Linked DNA regions of Homo sapiens: region 1 is linked to region 2. The links are chromatin loops, found by intact Hi-C in ENCODE. Cell type or tissue: breast epithelium. All regions are shown on one strand. Region 1 has its middle 110 kb from the start of LHCGR. Region 2 has its middle 47 kb from the start of KCNK12.

Region 1 (4,000 bases), 1.2 Mb after region 2:
TCATAGCATCTGTATAATTACAATATTCACACACAGCAACTAATGTCTTTCCCAAGATCTCTCAAGTGGCTGGCAAAGGATGATATAGAGGAGTCCAACTTTGGAGTGCAGTCAAAGGAGAGGCTGGAGGGATTAGGCCAGAAGGTCAGAGTTTCCCTGTGGGAAAGCTGGGGTTAAAGGAGAACTGGACTTACAGCTCCAGAGACAGGACACCCCCTGGGAGTGTTGGTTTCATACAGGTGTGTCATACAGGAGCTAAAAAATCATCATCTCCAAGTTAGAGACCAGGTGCTTGGGGGCCAGGTGCATGCCTGGGCCTTACTTGATGGTGGGGTAGGGATCTGTATAGGATCAGTAAGTCTGGACTTTGTGGACACAGGCCTTGGCAGTGCTGACCTTGAACTTTCAAGGGGCAGAGGTTGTTAATGGCAGCTGGGGAGACAGGGCTGGGGTAATAACTGGACCTCTCTCTTTTGGTATTGCTCTTAGCTCTCTGGGATTCTTTCTAGAAAAGGTTCTAATCTTTTCTCTACTTTCCCAGCTCTTCCTTAGGCCTAGATGCATAACATTCCCTTGAGTGCCTGTTAAAATTGCAGTTTCCTGGGACCCATTCTAGTGATTCTCATTCTTTAGGTCTGAGCAAGTGCCAAATAGTCTGAAATTTTAACAGCCACGACCAGCTGACTTTGAAACAAGAGTCTTTGAACCCCACTTGACAAAGGTTATCTTAGAGAGCTACAAAATCTAGACCTGGATTTTATTTGCCTTTATTTGAAGGAGTATTAAAATAATCTGTTCTTAAGAATGTCCACATGCCATTTATAACTGTTGGCCAAACACGAACTTGCAGTTGACTTTCTGACTATATCATGGGCATTAGTCAGGAGTTAAAACTGGTGTAAGGAAAAGCTATCATTTTAATTCACCAGATACATACGTGTATAGTTCATGGCACTACACTTATCTGTGTGCACACACAGAGTTCATTTATGTTGAGTCTGAGTAGCAGAGATTGTCACTCAGGAATTAAAGCCCATTTCTATAAATTGATAGTGGCTGCTGCTGCTCCTGACTGTGGATTGAAATGAACAATCAGAAATGTTAATGTTTCTCTGTTTGTGTCATTATTGCTGCAGTGTGATGTTTCCCAGCCCCCTCAGCTCCAAACTCTAAATGCCGTTGCAATGTTTTCATTTAATGAGGATATACATAGCAAATGTTTCCAAGGTATTAAGATATACAGGGCTTCAAAGTTTAATCATTGCTTCTTTCAGGGGTGGAGCAGAAGAAATGTTTAAGGAGACTAGGTTGACTCTCTTCAGGTATGCGATGGGCAGCCTCTGGCTTCCTTCCTTGTGACACTTGCTGAGGATGCTTCTGGAAAGTCCGGGCTTTTCTGGAAGGGCTTGGTGCTGCTACAGCCTGAGATGATGGTGCTGCTGGCTGATTGTGCTGATCCTAGGTTAGCCTTGGGATTTAATTTTATATTATTATTTTTTTCAGATCTCTCTTTACGTCATTACGTTTAGAGATAATTTGTTATGTGGTTGATGAAGGTCAATTCTACATACGTATTTAGTAGTAGTACTGATGTCTGAGATCTTGTTCCTGCCTGTCACTAGTCTGGTGTGTGACTTAAAACAAATCCCTGCGTCCTTAGTTTTCTCAGCTTATGACTGGGGATGGTACTTGTCTTATCTTCAAAGTCTTTGGGAGAGTCAAATGAGAGACTTGGTGGGGAACTTCTTGGGGCAACATTAACTTGACCCAAATCCAAAAAGTACTGTTATTTTAGGCCTGGTTTTAATAGAAAGCCATGGTGAAAAGATGTATCAGTCTTTATGTTGATGCCTAATGACCAGAACCCAGTTCAAAATAAATATCATTTTTATAAAGTTAAAAAATTCAAACCAGCAGCATTTGGAATCTCCTCTCTTCCTGATAATGATCTGTTTCTTGGTTTTCAAAATATGTGATTCCCAGGAATCTCTTATCTGAAGAACTCAATGTATGCCTGAGTCCATTTACCTGTACATCAATACAGGAAGTAACCAATAGAATCTAAAGAACATTAAAGAATCATAGCTCTAGAAAGAACAGTGGTTCCAATGGTGACAGCAGAGATTAAGAACTTGCTGTGATCTATAAGGAACTTAAACAAATTTATAAGAGCAAAGCGAAAAACTCCATTAAAAAGTGGGCAAAGGATATGAACAGACACTTTTCAAAAGACATACATGCGGCCAACGAACATATTTTAAAAAGTTCCATATTACTGATTATTAAAGAAATGCAAATCAAAACCATGTGAGATATTATCTCACACCAGTCAGAATGGCTATTATTAAAAAGTAAAAAAATAACAGATGCCGGCGAGGTTGCAGAGACAAGGGAACAATTATACACTGTTGGTAGGAGTGTAAATTAGTTCAACCGTTGTGGAAAGCAGTAGGGCGATTCCTGAAAGAGTTGAAAGCAGAACTACTGTTTGACCCAGCAATCCCATTACTGGGTGTGTACCCAGAGGAATATAAATCATTCTACCATAAAGACACACACATGCAAATGTTCATTGCAGACTATTCACAATAGCAGACATGGAATCAACCTAAATGCCCATCAATGACAGACTGGATAAAGACAATGTGGTACATTTACACAAGGAATACTATGCAGCCATAAAAAAGAATACAATCATATCTTTTGAGGGAATGTGGATGGAGCTAGAGGTTATTATCTATAGCAAACTAATGTAGGAACAGAAAACCAAATACCACATGTTTTCATTTACAGGTGGTAGCTAAATGATGAGAACTTATGAACACAAAGAAGGGAACAATAGACATGGGGCCTACTTGAGGGTGGAGGGTGGGAGGAGAGAGAGGAGCAGGAAAAATAACTATTGAGTACTAGGCTTAATACCTGAGTGATGAAATAATCTGTACAACGAACCCCCATGACACGAGTTTACCTATATAACAAACCTCCACGTGTACCCCCAAACCTAAAATAAAATTTTTTTAGAAATAACTTGCTGTAGAATGCCAATGTTGTCATTGGTTATTTGAAGTGTCCAGTATCATGGAATATTTAAAGCAGGAACCATAAAGCTGTTTATCAGCTGGGTCAGTGGTGGCTTCACACACACCCCTTAGGCAATTAAAAACATCTGCAATTTAGCGTATAGTAAGTATAAATCAGTAGATTAAATGTCACAACATCTGTCCCATCACTAGGAAATATCTGTCTCAAAAATAGGTGGTTGGCTGGGCGTGGTGGCTCATGCCTATAATCCCAGCACTTTGGAAGGCTGAGGGGGAGGATTGCTTGAGCTCAGGAGTTCGAGACAAGCTGGGCAACAAGGAGAAATCCTGTCGCTACAAAAAAATAAAAATAAAAAAATAAAAAAAATTACAAAAAATTAGCCGAGCATGGTAGCCAGCACCTATAGTTCTAGCTACTCAGGAGGCTGTGGTGGGAGGATCACTTGAGCCTGGAAGGTCCAGGCTGCAGTGAGCCAAAATCATGCTACTGCACTCCAGCCTGGGCAACAGAATGAGACCCTGTTTCAAATAAAAAGGAATAGGTTGTTTAATGTCTTTGTCAATATCTGCAGGGTTGAATTGCATTAACGTTAGGTTCATCCAGGTGGGAATAATTAAAATGCTGTTACTAGATTAGGAATTGGTGGAGACAAAGGTTTTGGTGCAGAATCTACCACTAACATCCCATGTAAGTTACCATTTCTCTGTTCTAAAAACAGCATGTTGGCAGCTCAATCTATCTCAAGATTTTTTTAGCTCACTGAATGTGGAATTGCCTAGAAAAGTTTAAAATATGGGACAAATATAAAGTATTACTTTGATTTTTCTAAGAATTCTAGGCATCTCTGAGTTCATTCTTTAAAACAATTGTCTTTTTGAGATATAACATGCATTTCATAAACAGCATACATCTTAAGTGTACATGAGCTCGTTAATTTTTAAAATTTTATTTAAAA
Region 2 (4,000 bases):
CCTTAGGTGACAGTCTGCAGTGGATGTTGTGGTGCACCACCCAGACCCTTTCTTCATCCATTTCCCCAGCTGCTGGGTGCATTGGTTGTTGAGGGCTCTTAGCTTAGTCCCTCTCTGGGAATTACCCTTGGAAAAAGGGGGCTGCCTCACCCAAGTTGTGCCCCTTTTGGGAGCAGCCTTTATCCAAAAAGGACTAGTAGGTATGGCGTAAAAAGTTTCCATCCCCATGCCTCAGTCTAGGACATCTTGGAAGGGCCATCCCAGGTCTAGAGCTCCCCACTGGATCAGTGCAGGGCTCTTGCCAAACTTCACTGTGGTTCAGTTTCTCCTGCCCTGCCACTTACAGGTGCTCCTCCTGAGAGCTTTCCCCAGCAAACCTCTTGGGGAGTCTGTTCCTAGTCAACTGATCTAAGATACAGTCAAAGTGAGCATTACTGGTTGGCAGGTAGCTTTGCTGCCCTTGATCATTGAGGGACCCAAGTTTTTTCCATCTTGTTCTTTATCCCTTCAGCTTTGTCCCAGGTTGAAGCCAGGTTGCAGGCCCCTCTGTGCTCCAGCTTTGTGGGAAATGGAAAGAGAATGTAGAGGAAACACACTGTGCCTTAAGACATCGGCCTGGAAGTGGCACACATCGCTTCTACCACTTCACTGTTTCTTAAAACATAGTCACGGGGCTCCACACAAGGAGGCTAGGAAGCACCCAGCAGCTGGGCAGCCTGGTAGGCTACGCCTGCTACTTTGGAAGAAGAGTAAAAGAGAGGGTGGTGGGTGGCCAGGAGTCTCCATGGCAACCTCTGAATAAGAATTTGTGTAGCCCTGAGAATCTGTACCACAAAGCTCGTTAGATAGGGCCGCAGGTGTGAGCCATTTACTGGGCACAAAGACCCCTACAGCACTGTCATTCATGTGGACAAAAATTTCTAGAGCTACTTAGGCATTGCTCACTAGGGACTCTCCATAAAAAGCAGCACTGCAGGTTTTGCACAATACTCTTGTGCTGGCCATAACTTGTCATTTCTTCTCCATTCAAGACAGCTTAGCTGGACATAAGTGAGACAAAGTAACACGACAGAGATAACCTTCAACAGACTCAGTCAAAGAAAATGATTCCCAAGCTTCAATTTTTTTTTTTATTAATCACAAATTACTTGTAAAAGTCTTCCATCTGATCAAGACGAGTGGTTGCCTGATTTTGCTTGTGCCCTCCCCACTTGAGAGCGGGGCAAGCAGTGTGGGTTTGACAGTGCCGACGGGGAGGGCTGGCTTATTGCACCCGGATAGGGCAGACAATCCTTGGCTGTCACGGAAGTCTTGTCAAAGGCCCAAGCAAAGGGTCACATCATACTGACCCTACCATCCCCCTGGCTTAGAGTTCACAGTCCGTCTTTGTTATAACTTTGCTGCAAACACCCTCAACTTGTTTGCCTCCCTCCCACTCTGACAAGCCTTTGTCTCCTCCATTCTGTGCCTGAGATGCCAAACATTGCTGGAGAGAATCTTATATTTGGGCCAATTCACTTAATGTTTATTACCCTAAACCTCAAATGTGCAGGCAACACCATGGGGCAGTTTTTGCCTTGCATGCCTCCTCAGGAAATTCCTGCACAGCTTCCCACTCAGCCCCCACATCCACTTTCCCTCTCCATTCCAGCCCTTTGCAGGCGCCTTGTTCTTCATGGAGAAAATAGAAAGCATTAGAGGAGACTCCTTCTCCAATCTCTCACCAATACCACCAGTGCCCACTGCACCTCACCCCAGTCTCTAGTTTCTGTCTAAGGCCAACCCCTCCTCTTGGTCTATAAATCTTATCCCCAAGTCCTGAGTTTACATTGGCAGCCCTGCCGGCAGACTCAATACTGAGCTGTCTGCTCAGCATCCGCACTGGGTGTCCAGTGGCAGAGGGAAAGCAAGGGCTGTGCTGGGGAGACGAGTGATGGGGAAAAGCTGTGGGAGGCCACCTCCACCAGGAGTGAGTGACCCACTGCCTCCCAAATACCTCTGATGGGAGGGTTATGCAAAGCCCCCCTCAATTCTACTCCCAACAGGCCACACTCTTTGGCCTTGGAGCCGATGGCCTCCCTGGAGGTGACTTCTAAGACTGGCTCTCTTCCCGAGCGGGTGGGAGAGTTGGGGCTAGGCTTCGGTGCTTGTCCTTCTCTATCTCAGGGGGTGCCAAATTGCCTGAGGCCCAAGCCGTGCCAGGGAAAATTTGCTGACAGGCCTGTGTCCCGGTGTCCCTTCTGGGGAAGGGAAGGGAGGCACCAGCTGGGTGAGGAGGGAGTGCTCTCGCAGAGGAGCCCCTCCCGCCTGCCCTGCCTGGGGGCGCCAAGAGCTCCAGGTTCTAGATCAGCAGCAGAGGCATCTCAGTAAGAAGCTGCCTGGTGCCGGGTGAGGGGCAGTCTCTTTACTCACCCTGCTCCTGGCCTGTCCTCTCTCCGACTCCCCACACTGTCCAACTGGTTTGTTCCTTGGCCAGCATCTGGGAGCCAATTTATTCAGCCCTGAGGTTTGTTTTGTTAAGGACTTTAAAATGTATTAAGAAATGCGCGAAGAGCTTTGTCATCACTTTTCCCTTTCTAACGTACCTGAGCAATTGGATCAGGAAGTCCTTGCCTGCCTGTCCTCCTGGCGGACCACCAGAGCTAGCCGAAGTCCCAAAATGGGGCAAGAAGGTAGGGCTGTGTCCCCTTCAAGCCACTCCTCTGGCCAAATAGCCTGGGCTGTAGCAATCTGAGCCAGGAGGGGTGTTCATGGAGGAGGGTGTGATGGCTCGTGGCTGTAATCCCAGCACTTTGGGAGGCCAAGGTGGGTGGATCACCTGAGGTCAGGAGTTTGAGACCAGCTTGGCCACCATGCCGAAACCCCATCTCTACTAAAAATACAAAAATTACCCGGGCATGGTGGTGCATGCCTGTAATCCCAGCTACTCAGTAGGCTGAGGCAGGAGAATCGCTTGAACCTGGAGGGCATAGACAAGAGGTGGGCCCAGGTCTCTCTTAGGAGTTCTCCCTGTGGCTGTGGAGAGAATGCCTGATGTTTCTCTCATCTTAGCCCAGGCACTGAAGAGAGAATGCTTGTCTCAAAATGAGTTCAGAGGCTTTTATGGATTCAGTTGTATCTCCCTCCAAAGAGGTATGTTGAAGTCCTAACCCCTGGTACCTCAGAATGTCACCTCACTTGGAAATAGCATTGTCATGGATATAATTAGTTAAGATGAAGTCACGTTGGAGGAAGGGTCCCTAATTTAATGTGAGTGGTATCTATTTTTTTTTTTTTTTTTGGCATGGTCTCACCGTGTCACCCAGGCTGGAGTGTAGTAGTGTGATCATAGCTCACTGCAGCCTTGAACTCCTGGGCTCAAGGGATCCTCCCATCTCAGCCTCCTGAGTAGCTGGGACTATTGTGACCTACCATGATGACTGGCTAATTTTAAAACAATATTTTTTAGAGATGGGGTCTTGCTATGTTGTCCAGGCTGGTCTCAAATTCCTGGCTCAAGCAGTCCTCCACCTTGGCCTCCCAAAGTACTGGGATTACAGATGTGAGCTACTGTGCCCAGCCTAATGTGACTGGTATTTTTAAAAGAAGAGGTCAGGCTGGGCATGATGGCTCATGGCTGTAATCCCAGAACTTTGGGAGGCCGAGGTGGGTGGATCACCTGAGGTCAGGAGTTTGAGACCAGCCTGGCCACCATGCCGAAACCCCATCTCTACTAAAAATACAAAAATTAACCGGGCATGGTGGTGCATGCCTGTAATCCCAACTACTCAGGAAGCTGAGGCAGGAGAATCGCTTGAACCTGGGGGGCGGAGGTTGCAGTGAGCCAAGATCGTGCCATTGCACTCCAGCCTGGGCAACAGAGCAAGACTCTGTCTCAAAAAATAAATAAATAAATAAATAAATAAATAAATAAAACAAAATAAAATAAAAGAAGAGGTCAGAGTCATGCAGGCTAAAGCCAGCCATTTGACAGTGGAGGCAGAGATGGCAGCAACACATC

What was found. Peaks named below come from ENCODE experiments on the same cell type or tissue, not always from the same donor. Only the 100,000 strongest peaks of a DNase experiment are listed, where the experiment ranks them.
Region 1: it touches region 2 in a loop (24-fold over the local background); 1 of 110 quality-filtered maps calls a loop at or near these places.

What each region holds. Positions count from the first base shown.
Region 1 is chr2:48,865,199-48,869,198 of GRCh38, forward strand. No RefSeq gene overlaps it. Among named protein-coding and RNA genes, the nearest start is that of LHCGR, 110 kb to the left of the region's middle. In breast epithelium, no CTCF peak of the experiment used is centred here; no DNase peak of the experiment used is centred here.
Region 2 is chr2:47,615,884-47,619,883 of GRCh38, forward strand. It overlaps a transcript of MSH2 not described here. Among named protein-coding and RNA genes, the nearest start is that of KCNK12, 47 kb to the left of the region's middle. In breast epithelium, no CTCF peak of the experiment used is centred here; a DNase peak (open chromatin) is centred at 2,398.